3 separate regions of the Homo sapiens genome follow, and all the other regions are linked to region 2. Evidence: chromatin loops called from intact Hi-C (ENCODE). Cell type or tissue: mammary epithelial cell. All regions are shown on one strand. Links, peaks and the distances in the headings refer to the core of each region. The heading gives the core; the rest is flanking DNA.

What was found. Hi-C counts contacts between places; a loop is a spot of excess contacts. Peaks named below come from ENCODE experiments on the same cell type or tissue, not always from the same donor. Only the 100,000 strongest peaks of a DNase experiment are listed, where the experiment ranks them.
Region 1: it touches region 2 in a loop (23-fold over the local background); 14 of 110 quality-filtered maps call a loop at or near these places.
Region 3: it touches region 2 in a loop (10-fold over the local background); 16 of 110 quality-filtered maps call a loop at or near these places.

What each region holds. Positions count from the first base shown.
Region 1 is chr3:135,733,032-135,741,493 of GRCh38, reverse strand. No RefSeq gene overlaps it. Among named protein-coding and RNA genes, the nearest start is that of PPP2R3A, 230 kb to the left of the region's middle. In mammary epithelial cell, for the core only: a CTCF peak has its summit at 4,553 (motif pointing left); no DNase peak of the experiment used is centred there.
Region 2 is chr3:135,890,553-135,899,014 of GRCh38, reverse strand. No RefSeq gene overlaps it. Among named protein-coding and RNA genes, the nearest start is that of PPP2R3A, 71 kb to the left of the region's middle. In mammary epithelial cell, for the core only: a CTCF peak has its summit at 3,707 (motif pointing right); a DNase peak (open chromatin) is centred at 3,714; H3K27ac peaks cover 552 bases.
Region 3 is chr3:135,500,389-135,508,850 of GRCh38, reverse strand. All of the region lies in intron 1 of LOC105374122 (a long non-coding RNA gene), which reads left to right. Among named protein-coding and RNA genes, the nearest start is that of PPP2R3A, 460 kb to the left of the region's middle. RefSeq lists a silencer at 4,930-5,224. In mammary epithelial cell, for the core only: a CTCF peak has its summit at 4,810 (motif pointing right); no DNase peak of the experiment used is centred there.

The DNA.
Region 1 (8,462 bases), core at 2,286-7,285, 160 kb after region 2:
GGATCTGGGAGAATCAGATCTTTGGGCCCTCTCACAAAATGTTTGATTTGGGGTGGGGCCCAATAATTTGCGTTTCTAACAAGCTCCCAGGTGATACGGATGCTGCTGGCCTGGGGCCACACTTTCAGAACTGCTGCTCTGCAGAATGAATGGGAAGAGAGCAATTCTGTGGGTCCAGTAGGAGGTCATGGTACTAGTCTAGCAGGAGATAATGAAGCTCTGACCGGGTTCAGAGCCAGGGCATTGAGGGTGGGTATAGTGTGGAGTAAATGGGATTTAAAAAAAGATTTAGGAGGGAGGCAGTACTGGGGTATGGGTGTAAGAGACAAGGCAGTTAGGGCTGACCCCTGCTCTGGAGAGACCTGGAAGGAATCTTAGCCATGACCCAATCCAGCCCTCTAATTCCTCTGATGGGCAATGTGAGGCCCAGAGAGAGGAAGTCACACCTTCAATATCACACAATTGTTGGTATTGGCACTGGGACAGGGGAACCAGATTCCCTGGACTCTGCAACACAGCATTTGTGAATTAATTTGGAAGGAAGAAAACAAAATAAAACCAAGGCAGCCCCAGCTCTCCCAGAAACTCCTTGTCAGTCTCATTTCCCTGGCTCCTATCTCCTTTGTCTGCCACTTGGCCCAGCATGCTTCTAGGGTAAAAAGCATTGCAGCCTGTGTACAAGAGGAGAAGGAAGTTCCTCCCCTGGACATAGACCTGTACAGGGTTCCTGAAGGAGAGGTCAAACTTATCAAAGGTGTTTTAAGTCTCCTAACTGATTCTTTCAGCCCTGGGCTCTTGGTTGCAGGAGAATTTTCATGGCTGAGATACTCTACCAGTGACAAATTTGCTGAAGCATGGAGACGAGATTGGGAAATTGCAGCATGCTCCTTGGATTTCCAAAGGGACAATACTGAGTACGGACATTCCTTCTCACACACACGTACGTTGGAGTGCACACACATGAGATGGAGATCAATCTTAACCCCCAAAGGTCCCTTTGTCTCACTGAAGTGCTTATTAAATGAATCTATGTTTCCACTGGCAGCTCTGAGTCATCTAGAAAGGGAACACAATGCGATGTCAGTCAGTATTTGTTACTGTCAGAGCCTTCCTCGCAGCCTGCCCTGCGTTTATTGTCTTTTTGGGGCCCGTTTTATCCATTTTCTGTGGGTAAAGTCATTAATCTTCCTCCTGGCTCGGGTGCTGTGCATCACTGACAGCTGGGGTCCTGGCTTCCTGGGCTGCTGGGTAAGGGCACCTCCGGGCCTCTTGGTGACAGAGTTTTGATTAGAAAGAGTGAAGAGCAAGCCAAGCCTTTAAGAGGACCCAGGAGGCGGGGTGTAAGTGTCTGTGGTCCCAGAAGGCACTGGGGATCAGTGGAAAAGGTCACCCTGTTTTTGAATCATCTGCAGTGTACCCTGACACCAAAATACACTTAGTCCTATGCAGAGTCACTTGATAAAGAGGCTAATGAAGTGGAAAGATGTCAGCAGAGCTAAGCAGGCCAGGCTCTCGGGGATGCACCATGATTCAACCTTCTGTTACCATGGAAACCAGGGAGGCTTGGCTTCCTTTTTTCTCTCCTTCTTTTTGGAAGGTCTCTCCTTGGTAACCTTGACCCTTTCACATTGGCAGCCAGAGACAAGAAATTCCATTTTCCCTTATCTGGTCATGGTTGGATGGTAAGACTCTGATGGGTGTGTGATGGGGGAGGGGTGCTGGCCAGGGGCTCTGGAGTGCCTTAATTCAAATGCATAAAGTGGAGGGTGGGAGGCGATAGAAAAAGAACACAGTTAATTAAGGTTGATATTGCAGAGAAGGTTGTTTTCTGAATAATAAATTCTGTGGGCTTCAAAAACAAGTGCAATTAAAGGAGTGCAAAAAGGAGAGACAGTTGAAGGGCAGAGGAGGACCAGTCTTTTCGGGGGTGAAAAGGGGGATACAGGGTGCATCTAAGAGGCCCTCACTATGCTGGGATCTTGATAGGCAGAACAAATACTGTGTTTGATGATCATTTGTGACATTGCTGCCTGTACAAATGCTCTTTGCCTTGAGCAGTCGAGTCATTTACATCCTTAGCTAAAGAAGGGCTTTGAAGTTGATCCAGAAGGGAGGATTGGCCTTAGGTTGCTATCAAGGAGAGGGCTTTTGCTTCAATTTACTCTCAGAAATGTTGTTCCTGGGCAGATGTTTCCTCAGTCATGTTGTACATCACTTTTCAGTTCAAGTGCCCACTACACCTTTCTGTTCTCTGTGTCTTCTGGAATAAATTATTGATTGAGAAACATGTATAAATTCCTGGCCAGTTAAAGCTTGGTGCTCCTTGGGCTGGACGTCCAATCCTGAATCAGACGGAGGAGTGGGTGGCCAATGACATGCAGTCTTAACATAGCCCCCTTACCCACCCCTCAATAGTAATATGGGTTTGAACGAGTTTTTACAGAAATAAATATAGTGTCAGCCTCACCCAAACATCTTTTCTGTTATAGAAACCTTTACTTAACTTCAACAGATGTCAAGAAAGTAATATGTATCTTTTACAATAATTATTATAAAGGTAAAAATCTTAGCCTGTCCTATGTTATAAAGGTGTTTTTCTTTTACAACTGTGAATCAGGAAACACATCTTCAGGTGTGTACAAGATCTGGGAGATCTCAGATTTGGCTAGGCTACCGGGGAGGAAGTTCTCCATGGTTGACAAAGGTGGCTAGGTTTTCAGGATTTTCCTAATCCACCCATTCTTATCACATTTTAATTGGTGACCCCACTTGGGGCTGGGGTGATGTGACTGGGAAAAGGGCTGGAGGGAACCACACTCCCTCATCCAGCTAAGAACCACACTCCCTCATCCGTATTCCCTCATCCAGCTGGCATAGGGGAACGCTGAGAGCAGAAGGGATTTTACCTCCCTTCACATAGATTGTGTATAGAGATTTCCTGTGTATGACATAGATTATGTATAGAGATTTTCCTGTGTATGATTTATCAATAAAGAATTGCTCAAATAAATTATGCTACATCTATAATGGAATACAATGCAGCTGAGTAAAAGGATGAGGAAATGCTGGAATGATACGGAAAACATTCCAGCATCTATTTTTAAGTGAAAAAAGCAAGAGCAAGCAGTGTATGTATTATATTTTGACTTCTATTAGAAAAGGGAGAGAATCAAGAACATATCTTCATATATGATTGCATTTCCATGAAAAAACCATGGCAGTACACAAAATCAATAAATAAAATAAATAAATTTTAAAAGCAGCCAGGGGAAGGATGGGGTGAGAATTAGATTGAAAGGCAGACTCCATATATACACTTTTAAATTTAATTTTTGAACCACACACGTTTATTACTTATCCAAACATTAAATGAATAGTAGAAAACACAAAGTTAAAATTACAAAATGGTAAATGAAAATATATATATAAAAAAAAAAAAAAACAGGAAAAACCAGTAAAATCTCTTCAAAAATTCTTTTCCCTATGTTCTTGCTTGGGGAACTCTTTCTTTCCTTTCTTGCTGTCTCCTGTTTTTCCTTTTCTTCCTTCCTTGTTAGAAAAGGGCTTTAAGATGAATTGAGGGGAGAATAAATACATATACTACAAAACAGATTTTAAAAAGTTTTCTTGGAGCTGATGATGTCAGCAAGATGGCAGCATCAGAGATAACCCACTTATATTGCCCCACAATAATAAAAATTCTGTACCCATTTACAGAACGCAATCTCTTAGAGGGAGCCTTGGAATTCAGATAGGAGCTTATGAAACCTCAGTGGAGTCTAAGACATAGGAAGGCCATTCTGAGAGTGCATGCCAGCACCAAGGTAGCAGACCCTACAATCATGCTCCCAGGTTCAAATCCAGAAACAGCTTAATTCCCCAAAGAGCTTGGCCATGGGCCCATTTGGCCTTGAGCCTTCAACCAAAACTCTTTTCCAAGGAGTCCGGGAGGAATCATGCACATTAATGCCTTGGCAGGAAGGCTTGTCTGTCCGCTGATATCAATCTCAGCAGTGGATCTGAAGGTCACCCTGTATCTCAGCTCCAGCCCTCTTCAGCTGGTCTCAGAAGGAAAGCTGTCTTTATCTTAAAGACGGGGCATTACCTATCTGTCTAAACTTCTATGAGGAGCCCACCAGCCACCATTCCACAGCAAATCCTGAGGGGGCACAGTATCAGCTATGTCTCCTTTTGCTGCAATTGGGGAACCCTCTTGCCCATGCAGGAAGTCACCGGGAAGTATGCAAGTCTGGGACAATGGGGCAAGCCTGTCAGCCTCTGTCCCATGGTGAATTCTGAGGGGGCTCATTCTTGGCTCCAGCCCCTCTCTCAGCAATCAAGGAACTGTCACACCTATACAATAAACTTCTGGTAAATGTGTGCCTGTTGGGCACATGGGACAGACTTGCAGAATTGGGTCCCTGGTTAGCTTTCCTACACAACCTGGGTATCCTCCTTGAGTCTTCCCCAAGTTCATCTGGGTCGAGGTGCCGCACCAACCTTGAAGCTATAGCTAGACTTATAGAGAATCTGAGCTTAGGGCGCCCTCTACTGCTGAAATAGTTCCAGTAGTCACTGACTCTGAAAAAGGTCAACCGGCTTAGATCGTTGGGCAGGCCCACTCAAGAAGGATGGGCACAAACACAAGCAGACTACAAAGACTGGAATACATACCTAAGTCTTCAAAGCGTAGGCATCAACATATGTCTGCAAGGATAAAGAACAATCTGGGAATTATGACCTCATTTAACAGACAAAACAAGGCACCAGTGACAGACCTTAAAGGGGTAAGATGTGTGCTCTGTCAGACAACGAATTCAAAATAGCTGTGATAAGGCAGCTCAGTGAACTTCAAGAAAACACAGATAAACAATTCAGAAATTTATTAGAGAAATTTTACAGAGAGATTTAAATAATACAACAAATTCTGGATGTAAAAACTACAATGAATGAAATAAAAATTCAAAGACAGTATAAATAGCAGAATTGATCAAGCTATTGAAAGAAAGGGTGACCTCAAAAAACAGGCTATTTAAAAATACATAAAAAAAAGACAAAATAATAAAAAGGGATGAAAAAAGATTATGGAATCTACGGGCTATGTTCAAAAAAGCAAACATTCATATCATTGGAATTCAAGAAGTAGCAGAGAAACACGAAGGTGTAGAAGGCTTCTTCAATGAAATGATAACAGAAAACTTTCTAAACTATTTATATCCAAAAGGTTATACATATCCAGGTAGAGGAAGACTAAAGTTCACTAATCAGATACAACCCAAATAAGACTACCCTAAGGCATAGGATAATCAAACTCTGAAAGGTCAATGTGTTAGTCTATTTTGCGTTGCTATAAAGGAACACCTGAGATTGGGTAATTTATGAAGAAAAGAGGTTTTTCAGGCTGTGTGAGAAGTGTGGTGCCATATCTGTTTCTGGTCAAGAGCTCAGGAAACTTTTAATCATGGCAGCAGGGGAAGGGGGAGCAGGCATGTCACATGACAAGAGAGGGAGGAAGATGGTGGAAGGAAGGTGCTATTCTCTTTAAAAAAATCAGCTCTCATGAGCTCTCATGTGACCTAATAGAGTGAGACTCACTCAGTATGACAGAGAGGGCAGTGAGCCATTTATGAGGGATCTGCCCCCATGACTCAAATATCTGCTACTAGTTCCCACCTCCAGCATTAGGGGTTACATTTTAACATGAGATTTGGTGGGGACATATATCAAAACTATTTCAGTCAAAGACAAAGAAGATTCTGAAAGCAGCAAGAGAAAAGAAACAAATAACATATAAAGGAATTCTAATACATATGGCAGCAAACTTCTTAGCATACACCTTGCAGACTACAAGAGAGTGGGATGATATGCTCAGAATGCTGAAGGAAAAAACCTGTCAAACAAGGATATCATACCCAGCAAAACTGTTTTTCAGAACAGAAAAACAAAAGCTTAGGAAATTTGTCACCATCAGACCTATCTTACTAAAAATGCTAAAGGGAGTTCTCCAAATGGAAACAAAAGGATGCTAACATGTAACAATAAAACATCTGAAGGTATGAAACTTACTGGCAAAAGTAAGTATACAAACAAGTTCAGAATACTTTAATACTGTAATTGTGATGTGTAAATCATTTATATCCTTAGTATGCAGACTAACAGAGAAAACAATTAAAAATAATAACTAAAATAATTTGTTAAGAGACAGGCAATATAAAAGATATAAATTGTGACATCAAAAATCCAAAATATTGGAAGACAATGGAGTTGAAGTGTGCAGTTCTTTTTGTTTCTTTTTTTTCCCTTTGTGATCAGTTAGATTATCAGTTTAAATAACTTGTTATAACTATAGGATGCTTATTGTAAGCCACATGGTAATGACAAAGTGAAAACCTATAATAGAGACACTAAAGTTACAAAGCAAGGAATCATAGCATGCTCCTGGAGAAAATCACTTAATCACAAAAGAAGAGAGTATGAGAGGAAGAAGGTTAAAAAAAAAGGGATCTACAAAACAATTAGAAAACAAGTAACAAAAAGGCAGTACTAAAGCCCTTACCTATCCATAATTACCTTGAATGTAAAAGATTTAAATTTTACAATTAGAAGACATAGATGGCTGAATGGATTAAAAAACAAAGACCCAACTATATGCTCCTCACAAGAAACCCACCTTCACCTGGAAGGACATAAATAGATCAAAAGCAAAGGGATGGGAAAATAGATTTTATGCAAAGGAAAACCAAGTAAGAGCAGGAGTAGCTATATGTAGATAAGATAAAATAGACTTTATGCCAAAAACTGTAAAAAGGGACAAAGAAGACCATTATATAAAGAGGTCAGTACAGAAAGATAATATAAAAATTATAAGTATACATGCACCTAACATTGGAATACATAAATATATAAGGAAAATATTCAATAAACTTAAAGGGAGAGATAGACTGCAATACGATAATAGCAGGGGACTTCAACACCCCACTTTTAGCAATGTGCATATCATCCACACAGAAAATCAACAAAGAATCGTCAAGGTAAGCCACACTCTAAACCAAAGACATTTTCAGAACATTCCACACAAGAGTTGCAGAATACTCATTCTTTTTAATAGTACATGGAACATTCTCTGGAATAGAACATATGTTAGGCCATAAAACAAGTCTTAAACATTAAAAAAATTGAAATCATACCAGTATTTTTTCCTACCACAATAGAACAAAACTAGAAATCAATAACAGGAGGAAAGTTGGAAACTGTAAAAATATGTGGAAATTAAACAACACACTTCTGAAAAAGTAATGGGTCAATACATGAATTTTTAAAAAAATTAAATAAATTTCTTGAGACAAATGAAAATGGAATCACATATCCCAAAAATCTGTGGAATATAGCAAAAGCACTTTTAAGAGGGAAATTTACGCAATAAATGCCTACATCAAAACAGTAGAAAGACCTCAATTCAGAAAGCTAATCTTGCACCTCAAGGAACTGAAAAACAAGAACAAACTAAACCAAAAGTTAGTGGATTAAAAAAAAAGATCAGAGCATAAATAAACAAATTACAGAAGATCAGTGAAGCAGAGTTAGTTTTTTAAAAAGGTAAACAAAATTGACAAACCTTTGGTTAGACTAAGAAAAATGGAAAAATACTCAAATAAATAAAGAGATGAAAAAGGATAAATTACAGCTGATACCACAGAAATACAAAGGATCACATGAGACTGTTGTAAATACCTACCTGCCAAAAAGTTAAAAAAAACTAGAAGAAATGAATAATTTCTGGACACATACAACCTATCAAGATTGAATCACAAAGAGATAGAAAAATCTGAACAGATGAATAACAAGAAAACAACATTAAATTGGTAATAAAGGTCTCTTATCAAAGGAAAGCTCTGAACCTGGTGACTTCACTGCTAATTTTACCAAACATTTAAAAAAGAACTAATAATGGACCTTCTCAAACTATTTTAGAAAACTGAAGGGGAGAGAATTCTTCCAAACTCATTATTGGAGGCCAGTATTACCTTGATACCAAAACCAGATGAGGACACAACAATAACCAAAGAAAATTATAGGGGAATATCCTTGATTAATATGGATGCAATAATCCTCAGCAACATACTAGCAAACTGAATCCAGCAGCATGTTAAAAAGATTATTTACTATGATCAAGTGGGACTCATCAAAAGGATGCAAGAATGGCTCAAAATATACAAATCAATAAATGTAATACATTACATTAACAGAATCAAGGAAAAAACCATATGATCATTTCAACAGACATAGAAAAAGCATTTGATAAAAATCAACATCCTTTCATGATTAAAAAATCCTCAACAGATTAGGTCTAGAATGAACATACCTCAACAAAATAGAGGCCACATATGACAAACTAATGGCTAACCCCACATTTAACATGGAAAAGTTAAAAGCTTATCCTCAGAGATCTGGAACTAGATAAG
Region 2 (8,462 bases), core at 1,439-6,438:
CTGGGTTTGTAAACATGCAACAGTAATCAAGAGGTATGCTCTGCCTTGTGTGCTTACTCGATAAGTCCTGCAGCAGGCAGCCTGCTGGGGGGCAGGAGAACCAAGGGGGGCAGGATTCAGTCGGGATAACAATATGGGACTTCATACTATCTTGAAAGCTTACCCCTCCAATTCTTCCTGCTGGCTGGTAGTATTTCTGCTAAGAGAAAGGGAGGCCAGACTAGCAGTTAATCTGGAGGAGAATTTATAAATTGAATTATACATCTGAGACCCTGGGGCTGGATATAGAAGCAGAAAGTGATATTAGGTATGGCTTCACTTTTATCCTAGAAGAAATCCTTAACTGAGTTTAGTATTTGGAGAAAGGACCGGGCAAGGTGGCTCACACCTGTAATCCCAGCACTTTGGAAGGCTGAGGTGGGCGGATCACCTGAGGTCAGGAGTTTGAGACCAGCCTGGCCAACATGGCGAAACCTTGTCTCTATTAAAAATACAAAAATTAGCCAGGAGTGGTGGCACACGCCTGTAATCCTAGCTACTTGGGAGGCTGAGGCAGGAGAATTGCTTGAACTCAGGAGGCTAATGTTGCAGTGAGCCAAGATTGTACCACTGCACTCCAGCCTGGGCAACAGAGCCAGACTCCATCTGAAAACAAAAACAAAAACAATTTGGAGGAAGAAGCAGATTATAATATCCATGTATACAGACCCATTCTCTTCCACCTCAGAGGCAGCTTAGAGTCTGAACTAGAAAGTGCACTCCTCTAATATGCTTTCTGTGTGACAGAATGGGCTACCAGTGGGACTATGGCAGCAGTTTAGCCTCTCACTCCTGGCATTTCAAGGCTGCAGTGAGGGTGAGATAGAACCCAGCATTGGGGTGTTAGGAGATGGTCTTCACATTTGCTTCCTTTATGGAAAACATAAATCTTGTCCTCAGGCATGCTTTCCTGCTCATAGTCCAGAGCTGCCTGATGCCTCTGGAGGCCATCACTTGTGTTTACAGCAGTGTGCCTCCCTCAGTGTTCCTCTAGATTCTCTCATTTTCCTTGTGAGCCATGATGTGTAGCCAGGACTCTTGTGGGGAGGAGGATTAGGTGTGAATGTTGGCATGTCTCTGCCTGGGAAACTCCCCATTGCCTAGTTCTAAGATACATTAGAAGGGCAGATGGACCCAGCCAAGTTCACATGACAGCACCCCCAGAAGCAAAAGAGATAGTGATGGCTCTCAAATCTGTTATACCAGTGATTCCTTTCTTTCTTTCTTTCTTTTTTTTTTGAGACGGAGTTTCACTCTTGTCGCACAGGCTGGAGTGCAGTGGCGCGATCTCGGCTCACTGCGACCTCCGCCCCCTGGGTTTAAGCTATTCTCCTGTCTTGGCCTCCCAAGTAGCTGGGATTACAGGTGCCTGCCAGTAAAATGCCTGGCTAGTTTTTGTATTTTTAGTAGAGATGGGGTTTCACCATGTTGGCCAGGCTGGTCTCGAACTCCTGACCTCAGGTGATCTGCCTGCCTCGGCCTCCAAAAGTGCTGAGATTACAGGCATGAGCCACCATGCCCGGCCTGTTAGACCACTGATTTCTGAAGTTTAATGTAATCCATGTCTCCTGGGCTCCTGGGCCCTTTTCCCAGAGCTTGTAATTCAGTAAGTTGAAGTGCAGCTCAAGAATTTGCATTTCTGATGAGCTCCCAGCAGATGCAATGCTGCTGGTCTAAGGACTCTACTTTGATATTACTGTAGAAAGAGATGAAAGAGAAGCAGGAGGAGGAGAGGGGAGACACTGAAGTAGGAGATCCACTTTTTGGGGGGTGGGAGGCAGGTGATTCTATAAAAATTCCCAGCTTTCACCCTTCCCTGCCACCTAAAGATTCTTTTTGGTTTGTGGGCTCTGTTTCCTGCTCTCCCCTATACAACGAGGGGAACTGTTCCTTAGAATTTGGAGGGACAGAAAATGGAGACTGGGGGATGGAGAGAGAGCTGGGAAGGTGAGAGGAAAGGGAGAGGGAGGAAGGATAGGGGGCTCAGGGCCTAGTGATGCAGGAAGGTTTTCTGGGCAGCTTTGGGGAAATGTGCGAGAGTGGCTCTGGTGCATGGAGGGAGTAGATGGGAGAACAAAGAATTTCTTTGAGGGCCACAGCCCTCAGGATGCTGGGGGGATGACCTGAGGCAGCCCAAAGGTATTTGAGAAATTCAAGAAAGAATGCAAGTTATTTTGAAATTACTTTTTGATTGCTGAATGGCATGTCATACAGTATGACACTACTCTGACTCTGGTATTTGGTTCCACTAGGATCACAACAGCATGGCAGTTCTGATGCATCGTGTGTAGGAGGTAAGGGGAACCAAATGGGAGTCTCTCAGTCCTTATCCTTGTTAAGGCCCTCCCTATCTCTCATTGGGTCAACTGTTGGAATGGTTTCCTCCATACCCTGCCTTGAGGCCCTCCTCCCTCCAGTTTCTCCACACAATGGCTTCAGTGGCTTCTACTACAGAGTTCCTAGCCCCCTGGGAACCCAGTCTCTCCCACATTAGAACAGGCTTTCATTTCCCCTCCAAGTCTTTTTCAGTGGAGGGATTGTTGCAGGTTTTACTGTTTATTGATTTTAGCCAAAATACCCTTCAAGGCATCAAAGGCTTCACATTCCTTGCTTTCAATCAATGTTTCCCATGTTACATCCAGCCACATATTGGAGACACTCCACACCTGTTTCTACAACACTTACGTAAAGTTTTCCCACCTCACACCTTTGTGCATACTATTTCTGATGTCTGGAATGCTCTCCTTATCATCTCTGCTAATAAGATCAACCCATTCGTCAAGGTCTAGTTCAAATGCCTCCTGTTTTTTGAAACTTTTCTGATCATCCCTATTTCCCCCTTCCACCATGGAACTTTATTTGTACTTGCTTATACTATGAATTCTGCTTATATTGTAGTTATCTGTCCCCCTAGACCTGGGCTTTCCAATATGGTAGCCACTAATCGCATGTGGCTATTTAAAGTAACCAAAATGAAATAAAATTAAAAATCCAGTTCCTTGGTTTCACTATTCACATTCCAAGTGCTCAATAGGCCAAGGAGCTGGTGGTTACTGTATTGCACAACACCGATATAGAACATTTCCATCATCATAGAAAGTTCTATTGGACAATACTGGGCCCATGTATTATTCACCCACTCTTATGTCTATTGAATAAAAATGAGTCACAGTGAATTAATTAGGATTTTACTGATTGCTTTGTCATGCTTTCTGAGCCAGCACGGGGTTTATATTTTCAGTTGTTAAAAAGGCATATGGTACTACCTGTTCCTTGCTCTCTTTCTTGATAAGCTGTGCTCTCTTGAGGTGAAGCCCCACCTTTTCTTTCTGTGGATTTTCTTCATTTCAGAGTCTTTCTGAAAGTTGTTTGGTCTGTCATCTTCCTCCTTACGTGTGTCCCAGGTCACTTCCTAAGGCCTAACCCCTGAACAGCATTTCTTATTAATGAAGCATGCCTTGGAAGGAAAGAGCAGAGGCCTGGGTCCCTCAGGGTTACATTGCTACTCAGACAGACCCTCATGCCTGCAGGGGGCAAAAGACACAGACACAAGGACACTCATGACAATTAGCAATGGCATTTTGAGGTATACTTTCTCATTAACCTCTTGCAAAATCAATTGTCTAAGAGGTTTCTGGGAAGGAAAGCCCAAGGCCAGAGTGGCCACGAGAGGGCACCAGTGTACCTTAAACAGCCTTTACCTCCAAAATCCTCAGGAAGGTTTCCCTGTGTTGCAAGGGAGGGACATGATGAATACACATCGGAAAAGAATAGAAAAAAAAATCATCATATTGTTATATCTAACTGTAAGTCCTGATTACCATATATTTATGCATCCAAGGCCTCCTTAAATATAGAAATCACAAGAACATTAAGACAATAATAGGCAGACGAGGGATTAGATTGAAAATACTTCAAATAAGGTTGTGAATAGGTCAGCAGACTTTAAAACAGAATAAACCTCACTTTGAAGCAAGGTAGCTATGGAAACATTACCAAAATTATTCTGTTACTTCATGGCTACAGTGGTTTCTGCAGCCTGGAAATGCTGTCAAGGGAGGCCAGAATATTATTTTCTTATAAATAATACAACACAGGATCCTATATGGAAAGTTGCAAGAAATTAGATTTCAGAGGTAGAGATGTTTCAACAAAAATACCCAACAGCTTTAATTTGGTTTCTGATAACTTGGCTCTGAGCTTGCAGTTGTTAAGTTTTTCTCTATTTCTGTTTTCTGTTGCAGAAAGGGAGCCAGTGAGGGATTTATTTTCATGTCTCTGGATGTATTATATCCACACATATGCATACACCTTGAGCATGGCTGATAGAAGTCACTTGTTTGCCCCAGGAATGATCCTTGTGAGGGCAGGTAACCTATAATCAAGACTTAAATAAGAGGCTTGCTTTCTTGTGGGGAATAGGCCTGGAGCTTTGCTGCCTAAGGTGACAGGGTTCTGTTGCTGACCCTCGGAAACCATAGACCAACTGCCTATGCCTGCAAGCTTCCCAGAACCCCCCTAATAAGCATATAAGGATTGTGTACACGACTGCTCCCTGATCATACTGACCATGTAGGTGGAGATGTGGGTAAATGAATTAATTAGGTTTATTTAAGAGGGGTAGGTGTTTGGTAAGCAAAGTAAACATGGTATAAACCTGGGAGTTATGATAAATGTCATGCTGGTGGGTGTTAGAGGTTGAGGGTGGTTTTGATGCTATTATAAAGTCATTCAGACAGGGACCCAAAATGCCTCCATCCTGGCCTGACAGTACCTCTTTTCCCCATGGAGTTTTCAAGGGAGCTGTATACCCAAGGGACAATAACAAATTGGGAATCATATACACAACATGTCAATGCAGTGTCCTCTGGTCAGAGACTGAGTTGTCCATGTGCCTAAGATCTCATGAATAGGAAATGGGATTTCCTAGCTTCCCCAAACCTAAATATTGGAATATCATCTCTACCAGGGTGGCCATATGGAGAAAGACAATCAGAGGGGTGGGAGTGGGTAGCCATATGCACAGAATACATGGAGTAAGAAGAATGGAAAAGAGCAAAGTAGCCCTGCCTTTTATTGAAAAAGAAAGAACAGGGCTCATCCAATGTCCTGAGGGTGGAGATGGGTAGGAATTTAGTACAGTCAGACCTATTCTAAGGAAAGAGACCTTATGCTCCTCCTTGCCCAGAGAAGTGGATCTAATACCTTAGTGAGCATCAGAATCTCCTGGAGGGCTTAATGAGACACATGCTGCTGGGTCCCACCCCAGAGTTTCTGATACAGTAGGTCTGGAGAGGGGCCAGAGAGTTTGCTAACAAGTTCCTGAGGATGCTGATGCCCTTGATTCGGGGACCATACTTTGGGACCACCACAGCTCTAGAACATTGTAAGTGGTTTAAGTAAAGTATCAACAATGTAGGCGTGATACGGATTTAGAGTCTGTCCCTGAAACAAACCCAACAAAGGGCTCATTACTCTTTTTTAAAAAATTGGGAGGTAATTCACACACCATTTGTATATCTTCTTTGGAGAAGTGTTTATTCAAATCCTTTGCCTATTTAAAAATTGGGTTATTATCCTTTTTATTGTTGAGTTTTAAGTGCTCTTTATTCTAGGTATAAGTCCCTTATCAAAGAAAAGATTTGCAAATATTTCTGCCATTATGTGTGGGTTATCTTCTCGCTTTCTTGATGGTGTTTCTTGAAGAGCTAAGGTTAAAATTTTGGTGAAGTCTAGTTTATTTCTTCTTTTATCACTTATGCCTTTGGTATTGCATCTAAGAAAGCATTGCCCAACCCAATGTCACCTATGTCACAAAGATTTCCCTTTCTTTCCTTCTTTTTCTTTCTTTCTTCCTTTTTCTTTCTCTCTTTCTTCCTTCCTTCCTCTTTCTTTCCTTCCTTCCTTCCTTCTTTCCTTTCTTTCCTTCTTTCTCTTTCTTTCTCTCTTCCCCTTCCTTCCTTACTTTCTCCCTCCCTCCCTTCCTCCCTCCCTCCCTTCCCTCTTGCCTCCCTCCCTTCTTTTCTTTTCTTTCTTTCTTTCTTTCTTTCTTTCTTTCTTTCTTTCTTTCTTTCCTTCTTTCTCTCTCTCTGTCTCTCTTTCTTTCTTTCTTTCTCTCCTTCCTTCCTTTTATTTCCCTTTCTTTCCCATTCTCTCTTTTCTTTTCTTTCTTGTCTTACTCTGGTCTCCCACAGGCCGTAGTGCAGTGGTACAATCATGGCTCACTGCAGCTTTGACCTCCTTGGCTCAAGTGATCCTCCCACCTCAGCCTCCCAGATAGCTGAGACTACAGGCACGTGCCACCACGCCCAGCTTTTTTTTTGTATTTTCAGTAGAAACAGTGTTTCATCATGTCATGTTTACCAGGCTGGTCTTGAACTCTTGGACTCAAGCAATCTGCCCGCCTCAGCCTCCCAAAGTGCTGGCATTACAGGCATAAGCCACCATGCTTGGACAACAGAGATTTATTTATTTTAAGAATTTTGTAGTTTTAGCTTTTACATTGATTTCTAGAAGCAATTTGGAGTTAATTTTTGTGTATAGTGTAAGGAAGAGGTCTAGCTTTATTCTTTCGCATATGGATATCCAGTTGTCACTCATTACCCCTTAAAAAGGGAAGAAAAAACTAGAGCAACAAAACAGTTTCCTTTTTTGGTGAGAACTTTTTGAATATTAGTGTGGTTTGAACAGTATTTATTTTTGTGGCTTTGTTTATACCCAATAAAATACACTCATTCATCCAGGAAATATAGCGCATCTAACTTGTGCCACATATGTCTAAGTTGATGGCGATAACAGCAATTAAGTCCTTGCCTACATGTAGGTTACAAGCTAGTGAGAAAAATGGGCATAAGAAAATAAATGAACAAAAGTGTAATGTACAATAGTAGTGATAAGTATTATGAAGAAAAAGCAGAGTAAAAGGGTAAAGGTGATGTGGGGGCTAGGAACAGGATACTATTTTACATTGGATAAGAAAGTTAGGAAGTGTCTCTCTAAAGTGGCTGCATTTGTTTGGTACCTGAATTAAATAAAAGGGCAAGCCATGTTAGTATCTGGAGGAAGAGTTTTCCAGACAGAGAGAACAGATGCAAATATCATGATGTAGAAGTGTGGTTGGATTCTTCTGGGAAGAGTAGGCAAGGCAGTGAAGCTAGAATGTGGTGCATGAGGGGAAGATGGGTGGAAAATGACTTTGAGGAGGTAGTCAGGAACCATACTTATGGGAAAACTAGACTAGTTCCCTGACCTTTTGCCTGGCAACACATTTTGGCTTACAATATTTGCATTGGTCTTGAACAAAAGTTAATATTGTTTCTTCCTCTTTGACTTTAGTACCAGTCTCAAATCTTTTAGTAGACAGGTTAAGAGAAAAGAATACAAATAAGCATATGAACAAAATTGCAAGGCATAAATTGCTTTGAAAAAACCCCACCCAAATAATTAAAAAAAAAAAGTAATTCAAAGAAAGGACTAAAGTCAGAGTCCTTCTTTTTTTTTGCCTATGTGATTTTCATTAACCAAATCTTCTCCCCTTTATTTGTTTAAGGTTGGTGGCCAGGTCTACTGGCTGCCCACCAAAACCTCTTCTTCCCTTCTACTTAGTCATAGGAAGCTGCTGCCCAGTTGGACAACACTTCCTCTACTCTCTTGCAGTAGCTGGGGCCACGTGACCAGTTCTCACCATTGGCATGTGAGCGGAAGTGCTGTGTAACACTTCTGAGCTCTGGCCTTTACGAGGCAGATGGGTCTTCCCAGTGGTCTTTCCCTTTCTGCCAAATGAATGCAGAGGATGATGGGGCTCTAGGGATTGGTTTAGCTTTGGAAGAAGCCTGGATCCCGGAATGCATGTAAAGAAGAGCTTCTTGCTGACTCAGAAACACTTGCCTTGGAATATTACATGAGCAAGTTTATACTGCTTTTGTGTTGAGTACTGCTTTTGTGTTTGAGCTATTACATCCGTGGATGTTTTGTTACATAAATTTAGCCTACTGTAACCAATACAAGTTCAATTTAGACTGAATGAAAAAAAATAAACTACTTGGAAAGCTATACTGAAGGGAAGTAGGATTGAACACAGTGCTAGATTGGGATTGAGGAGGTTTGGAATTGAATGGCTTCCCCTCTGTGGCCATATGCATTTTTATTGCATAAAGGGCTTCTCATTTTTATAATAACCTTGGCAGTGGAAATGAAGGGGTGGGTGTGGATGGTAGTGGGAATGTGAGTGGCTAGAGGGGCAGGGGATGAGCCCTTGAATGTGTTAGGAGTACCTGCACACATGAGCAAAGATAGCTTCTGACCAAGGGAGGATTTGTCAGTTCACTGGGCCTTGGGTGTGTCTATCACTTTGTTCCGTCAATGAACTGAAGACTGCAGGCACCTCCACAGACCACACACAGGATCTAATTGGCTCAATAACA
Region 3 (8,462 bases), core at 2,069-7,068, 390 kb after region 2:
TTTAGGATTATCATGTATTTGCCTCTTTATCACTATGAGTTAAACTTCTTTATCCATTGTTGGGTGCTGGATATTTTTGTATTTCTGTAAATATTTTTGAGCCTTGTTCTGTGATACAGTTCAGTTACTTGGCAACAGTTTGATCTTTTAGGTTATTGCTTTTCATATTTGTTAGGTGAGACCAAAGCTGTGTTCAGTCTAGAGTTAATTATTCCCTACCAGTTAGGCAAGCCCTTTGTGAGTGCTCTACCTAATGCTGGTGCATAATGATGTTTTCCAGTCTTGCTAGTGAGAACAGGCAGTATTCTTGCCCCTATGTGAACACTAGATACTGTTCTCTCTAATCTTTTCTGGGGGTTCTTTTTCTATACTTGAGTAATTTTCTCAGTGCATGGTGCTGATCAATATTTTGTTGAATACACAAGGGGATCTTGGCTGACTTTAGAGTTCTCTCTCTGTTCATCTCTCTTCTCTCTGTCTTTGGAACTCTAGCTGCATTGTCTCCCAAGGCTTTTAGCTCTGTACCCTAAACTAGGGAAGTTTGCTGGTCTCCGCCTGATATCCTCCTTCTTGCTCCATGGTCTGGAAATGTTCTAAAGGTAGCAAGCTGGGGTAATTGTACAGCTCCCCTCACTTGTTCTGCATCTCTCAGGCATTGCCACACTGATATCTGTTGTTTTGCTGATAGTCAATGTCTTGAAAACTGTTCTTTCATGTGTTGTTTTGTCCTTGTTTATTTCAGACAGGAGGACAAAATTCAGTCCCTGTTATTTCGTCTTAGCCAGAACTGAAACAACTATAGTTTTTGATTCAACTTAAGTTTTCCAGCCTGCTTTCAGATAAAACCAGTTTTCTATAATTCAAATTTTAAAGTTAAAGTGATTCTCAACTGGGTTTTATTTTTTAAATAAACTTTATTGGGGAATAAGCTATATACAATAAAATTAACATATTTTAGGTGATTATTTTAATGAGTTTTGAAAGGTGAACATACCTGCTTAACCGCATTCAAGATATAGAACACTTCTATGACCCTATGAAGTTCCTTTCAATGAATTTTTAATGTGCAATTATGAGAATTCAGTTGAACTCTATGCATTGCCCTTTGAGCTCAGAAAAGGAGCCCAGTGACTGAGCTGCCTCCCATTGGTGGGTTGGCGTTACCCTGTTTTCCGCATTGCCCAGGTAGAGAAACACATGTGTAACTCCTTGCAGATTTTACAGGCTCTCTTGATGTATTTGTTACACAACGTTCTTGCCACAATAACTAATTGATACATGGTGCTTGATAGATATTGCCAGACTGCTTTCAAAAAGTTTCAAAAAATTGTTGTGTTTATATTTATACTGCACCAATAAAATATTATCTTTATTTTTAACTTCTGAAAATTTAATAGGGTAAATCATATTTTTGTTATCATTTTGTTTCTCAGACCCATGTCTGAATTTGTGAGGCACCTAGGAGCCATGCTGATATTATACATTAATGAATCTCATTTCCCTTCTGGTGGATGCACCAGAGGGAACCCTACATGGCAGCTGTTTGAACAAGAAGCCAAAAACACACTTTCACAGCAAATCATAAAGCCCCTGGGATTGTGTCATATTTAAACATATTACCTTGTTTCAAACATTCATTTATATTTTTGACTCCTTCTCCTCCATGTGCAATATTGTATTTTTAGTCCCACAGTTTTCTAGTGTTTGTCATGTGCCAGGCAGTGGGCTAGCCACATTAGGCACTGCATCCTGGAACAAGCAAAGCCACCTCTGTGCCGTTGCATCCCTCTTCTTGTTGTCCAGCTTCCTCCCACTCTATTGGCTACCAGTTCAGAATTCTCATTCTTGTGCTGTTCACTGTGTTGCTCTTTGCATCTCTCCTAGCCTATTAAGGACCTGGGGGCTTATACTCAAACAATGCCTCACCTTGCCCATTGAAATACAGCAGCAACAACGAGTCCTGCTGTGAGTGAGTAAGGCCGGGGTAAGAGGGGCAACCGACCCTTTCTTATCTCTGGATCCAGGTCCTATACCACACAATTGTTTTAACAGGCAAGGTTGGATATTTTTATATATTTTTATTTGCTAGTTAAGGCTTTCCTTATAGAAATTTTCTGTTTATGTCCCTTGCCTACTTATCTATTGAGGACTTTATTCTTTTATTTTTTAATCAATTTATATGAATTCTTTATGTAGCAAAGATATTAAACAATTTTTGCAATATTTCTGCAAAATTATTTCTCTGTCCAATATTTGCTTGTTTCCTTGGCTTTTGCTAGCCAGAAGATGTGTTTCCTGAGTGTTAGGTTTACTCCTATAAATAAGACGGACCATATTCAAATGTGTGTACCTTTCTCTTATCTTTACATAGCCTATAACATGTTTTCTCAGACAGTGTAAGTCTCACTCTGGAATGCTCAGATTAGCAGCCAAGGATGTATTCAGGGGGGAGGGAGAAATTGGATACTTCTGTGACAGGAATGGCTAGTGACATTTTCTCCCTGATGAGGTTCTATGTTCCACTCTTCCTTAATGCATTCTAAAATATTTATTGAGCATCTACTCTGTGCCAGGCATCACTGCCTTGTACATTCTAGGCCTTCGTTTAATGGCCACTGAGATTTAATTGAAGTTTGATGAGATGGATGCACTGTACACTATATCAGTAAAGTTGACTATAACCACGTTCTTAGAGTTATAGAGACTCTACAACTTTAGAGTCTGTAGAGATAATCTTGATTGAGCAAGACAGATATAGTTCCTCTCCTCCAGGGGTTCACAGAATATTGAAGAAGGCAGAGAAGTAAAAGAAAATTACAATAAAGTGTGGTAGGAGCTGTGATGGAGGACAGGGGGTGGGGACCTTGAAAATATATAGAGGGCACCTAGCTCAGATGTGAGGAACAAGGCAAAGCTTACTAGAGGTAGTGATATCCAAACAAAGACCTGGAGAATGTCTAAGAATGGCTGGGAGAACAAGATTGGAGATCAGAGTATTCTTGCAAAGGCACCAGCTCAAAAAACTCCTGAGGGTGAGAGAGAAAACTTGTGTCTTTGAGAATCCAAGGTGACAAAAAGCGAATCCTAGAGAAATGGGTTAAATATTATCATTATCAGCACTTGAATTATTTGACCCCCTTTCCTTTTGTTCCCCTACCCGTTTGTAAAATACACCACCATTATCATTTACTAATGAAAAGGGAGTTGGCCTGAAAATCAAGACACTTGGTTATTACTCCTTGTTCTGCCATAAAAGAGTTAGTTATGTGACTTTGGTGAGTTTAAGGTCCACTCTAGGCCTCTCTTCTGTTCTGTGAAAGCAGGGGACCAGGAAGAACAATGTCGCATACACATCACAGACAGTAGGCTGCATCTACTATCTTTGAGGCATAGTTGTTGAATGGCACTAGGGTCTGTCTTCTTCCCATTCATCATGTCTGTGTTGCTCAAGAAAGGCATCTAAACCTGAGGACAAATAGCCAGAGTCTAAGAAGAGGTGTTCCTATGCCCAGTGAACCAAATCCTCCAGCTAGAATCTGAACAGTCCCTACCCCCAACTCCATAAAACCTTACCCTGTGGGCTATTGATTTCCACAGACAGGAGTCAAGCCAATAAGTTAGAACTCCTGGAGGGCAGATAGGGACTGTTTGGGAGATTTTTCAGGCAGTACCTAATACATTAGGGGTCCTCAGTTAATATTCATTGAAGTTTCATTGAGGTTTGATGAGACAGATGAACCATACAATATGTCAATAAAGTTAAGTATTACCCTAACCACATTCTTAAAGTTATTAAAAATGTCAAGAGCAGGGTGATTTATTTCCTCATTCTATGGAAATATTGCAAAGAGAGTATGTATTAAAACGTGCAGAGCTTAAATAATAATGATTTATCTTTCTGACTCCATCTTGAGCTTAGTGTCAGTGACTGTTTCTGGTATCATCTGCCTCTTTCAGGTCTTTGGCCTTTTGACACCATTTTTAGCCCTAAGAGCAATGGGAGATTGCAGTACATGCTGGAGTTTAAGGAACTGGTGCAAATTCATTCCCCAGCCACCGCCTGTCTGTGGACGATCCCTAGCAGCTGCCAAAGTGTGACCTTTTACATTTGACATCATTGCCCCTGAGTAATAGGTACTTTAGCAGGGGAATGACAGAGCTCTGACCTTGAGCTGAAACCTGAAAAATGTGGTTCCTATTCTGACATAGTGTGTCTCCCAGGAGAGTTATAAGCAATAGCAACTGAGGGAACTCAGGAGGGAGAGGGAGTTAAGAGTTATTTGCTCTGGGAATTTGTGTTCATGTTGAATCCCTTGCAGCTGACTTGCAGCACAGCCTGCTGTGGAGCAGGGCTCCTGACAGGGCGAGCCTTGAGATTCTCCACCGTGGGTCTCAGCCACAGCTTCTCTAGGACACCAGGAGATACCGCCCCTCAGAGTATGTGCTTGTGTGTCTAAGATGCACATCCCTTAGGAGCTGGAATGGCACAAACAGCTTTGCACAGCTACAGCTAAGCACCATGTACCAAGAACCTCTTGTTAAAAAATAATTTTGATGCTTCGTAATAACTATGTGATTACAAACCCTGTGAAAAATGACAACGGTTAAAACAAAAACTAGCCTTGCAAGCTATGTGCAGCTTTGGCAAAGCATGTTCTCTTGAGTCCCCTCCCCAGCTGCTCAAGGGCACCCCTTCTTTCAGGATCTCCCCTCTGGACACGCTGCTGCCCAGGGCTTTGTGTACGCTGTACTCCAGCCTCCTGCCTTCCCCATAACCGGCCCAGCAATCGGTACCGTTCTCGGCCTCTCGGGGGCACCAGAGCTCTCTCATAGCAAGGTAGATGCTTCTTGAGACAAAAGACGGGGATTTTGGCTGCCAATTTGTCTTTAACATTGTGTAAGGTCTGTCTCTACACAGAGCAGGCCATATACAGACCCGAATCAGGGCGTGCATTGTTCTGGCTTTTCTGTTGCTGGGAGAGGGATAATGGTAGCACACGCCCTGAGGTGCAGGGGAGCTGGATTTTGGTGCCTTTTGCATCCGAGTCCACCTATGAGGGCGAGTGGCTGGAAGAACAGGTCCCTGGAGTCAGACCTCATAGGACAGGAGGCTTCTCTTCGCCCCTGCCTGATGCTTCATGGAGTCGCATTCAGCAGTGAAACAAAAGGTGCCAGAGAAACAAGGCAAGTGAAAGTGATAGGAGAAAACGGCAAAAGGAAAGGGGCAGGAAGAAAGAAAGAGAAAAAGGGATTGAAAGCTAGGAGCAAAATCAAGAATGAGACCAAGAAAAGCTAATGTATGGTGATTGTTCTTACCAGTGTTATGGATTTTGGAGCAAAACAAATTGTAGGAAGCAAACTTCCCCAAATGTGAGTACTTAATAAAAAAGAAAACAGAAGGATTGATAATGGAAATTAGGCTAATGAATAAACAAGCTGCTTAAAAAATAGGTTTCTCTCGCAGTCCGTTATTTTTAACTTAGTGGCAATTTGCATACTAGTTAATTTGCATATATTAAATACTGCTCCCCTTCTCCTTCCCACCTCCTCCACTTCAGAATAACATTTCATTACGGTGCTGCTGGGCCAGAGGACTCTGAGGCTCTGGAGAGTTTATTAATTTATCCAACACATGCTGTGTACATTTTTATCACTTGCCGCACAGTGGACCCGGTATCTTTGAAGTCATTAACAACACGAGGGGTGTTCTGCTCGAGGTATTCAAAAGAGAATGAGAAAAGCCAGCCTGCAATAACTGTACCAAAAAACAGGAAAAGATCGTGTATGGTTTATGTTCTTTCTAGGAATACAAAAATGAGCAAGGGATGACTCTCTCATCCGCATCAGAGAGCTTCTGTTTTGTTTATTTGTGTTTTTATTTATTTAAATTTTGAAGCAAAATGGAAATGATTCCCAGTGGGGTGCAGACATCCAAAAAAGCACTAGCCATGCATACTATTTCTCCTGCCTCTGCCCACACTGAAAGGCAGGCTAGAGAGTGTGGCTCTTGGGGGAACCTCCATTACTGCTGATGAGAATAATAAACCAACAGGTGAGGGCCACAAGCAGCCACTCTACTGTGGTCCTAGGGCTCTGCCTGCTGTCACTGCTGGGCGTCACGGGGACCATCCCTGGACTGCACCTCCTCCTTAGTGCGCTCTCCCAGGGCGCCCTCCCACCACTGTCTCTCTCCCTTGTAGCTTCGACCTACTACAATTTAGGGAACTACTAAATTGAGCTTCTACTGGCATACTTAAATGCCCTGTAGTGGGTCGTGCCACCTCCCATGGGAATAGAAGAAGGCTACCATTTCTAAGAAGGAGCTTTTAAAAAGTGACCACCTGCATTAATCCTGATGCCATTTTCTGATGCCATTTTCTAATGCCATCCTATCAGTTTAGCTATTTGTCCCTCTTTCTACTGTCCCAGGTGCTTAAGTTGAAGAGAAACCTGTGTATTTGTCTAGAGCTTGAAGTGTTTTCCCCAGATGCCAATGCAAATTAACAAATTTATTCAATCATTCATTCATCAAATATTTATTGAATGCCTACCATGTGCCAGACATTCTAGGCATGGGAAAAATGGAGCTTACATTCTCATGGGTGGAGACAGACAATAAACACATAAATGATAAAGTGATATTTTTCTAGAGTTAAAAACACTAAGAGGAAGGATAAGTAAGGTGTGGGGTAGCTAGTGACCTGAGCAAGGGAGCATTACTTTAGCTAAGCTCAGCAGGGATAGCATCTCTGAGGATGTGACATTTGAGCTATAACTAAGGAGAACTAGAAGTAGGCAGAGTTAATTCACGGTCTTGCGGCCATCTTTGTGCTTGGTTTGGTCCTAGTTGGGCTTTTAGTTCAGTGAATTTGCATTTAGCTGAAACAATCTGTCAGCCCCAATGTGTTCACCACCACTGATCCCAAGGTGAGTACTGGCTTGATGTTTCTGGCTTAGTGGAACAGCAGCTCTTTGGGCCCTTACACCATTCAGGTTACCTTTTGTGCAGAATGAGCAAGATTCAGACTTTGAATCTGAGAAGAAACTCCTCTGAAGGAGACAGTTATGTGCAATGGTTAAACCTGTCCGACAGCCTGGGTTGAATCTTACTAGGTTTGTGACTTTGGGTAAGTTACATTACCTCTCTGCAGTTTAGTTTCCCAACTTGTAAAGTGGATATAATAAACGTAGAGGACCTGGCATGTAATAAAGTCTCAATAAATGTGCCCAGGTTTTATTCTCCAGAACATGTAGACTTTCCTCCCTCCATCACCCTCAAGGATAAGGATTCTAGTCCATGAATGGAGGATGTGGAGACTTTTGATGTGTGATAGTAAGCATATACAAAGAAAAGAAAATCATCTAAGAGCAATTTCTAAGCCCCTTGTGTCTTGAATCAAGGAATCAGATAGCCTTGGGTTTGAAACCCACCTCCACCAGGTTATTAAAAATTTTGACTTCAAGCAAGTTACTTGATTATGACTCAGTTGCTCATTTGTAATATGGGGATAATCATAATGTCTACCTTATAATGCCATTACAAGGATTAATGATACAGTGTCTGTCAACCATAACACATAAATAAATGTTAGCTGCTATATTTAATATTATTTCACCTGCCTGGCCTGTGGCAATAAGTAGTTTGATCCTCTTGATTAACAAGCAATGCTTAAATTCTTCACATATTGTATTGATTTTTTTTTTTTTTTTTTTGCCAAATTACTCTCAAACTGGCTGCCACACTGCCATTTCAGTGTAGTTTTCTCCACCACCAATGCCTTTGTCCCTGCCTACGTCAATGTCTTCTTTCCCCAGGACAACTGCAATGGCCCTGGCTTGTCTCGCCACTTCTCCTCCTGCCCGCCTCCAAGTCCTTCACCACAAGGCAGGCAGAGGATCTTTGTAGAGTGTAAATCAGCCATCCAGTGGCTGTCATTCACTCCTCTAATAAAATTCAAACTCCTAACCCTGGCCTGCAGGCTTAATTGACCCTTCCCTTATATGTCCAACCTTAGCTCTTCTCACTTTCCTCCATGCCTGCTGTACTCTAGCCACACTGGCCTTTCTACCCTTAAACATGCCAAGCTTTTTCCTGCTTTAAGGTTTTCAGGCATGTTATTTCTTCTCCCAAAATGCCCTTTCTGTGCTGTGGTTGCTGGTATAATAGTGAGGGATTTCATTTGACTATGAATAACAGAACATTCTGATGACAGTACTTCCATATATACAGGGTTTTTTTCTTTTTCATTCAATTAGAAGTTTAAAGAGGTTGCCTTGGTCATTGGCTCAAAAATATGAGAGAAAAGATCCCTGTCTTTGCTTTTCCCTTTTGTTTGCAAGATGACTCCCATAGCACCAGCCATCTTATCCATATTTCAGATAAAAGAAGTTGCTGAAGAGAAGCAAGAAAGGGCAGTCCTTATATTAGGGAAGCAACACCTTCTCCGAAATTATAGCTTATA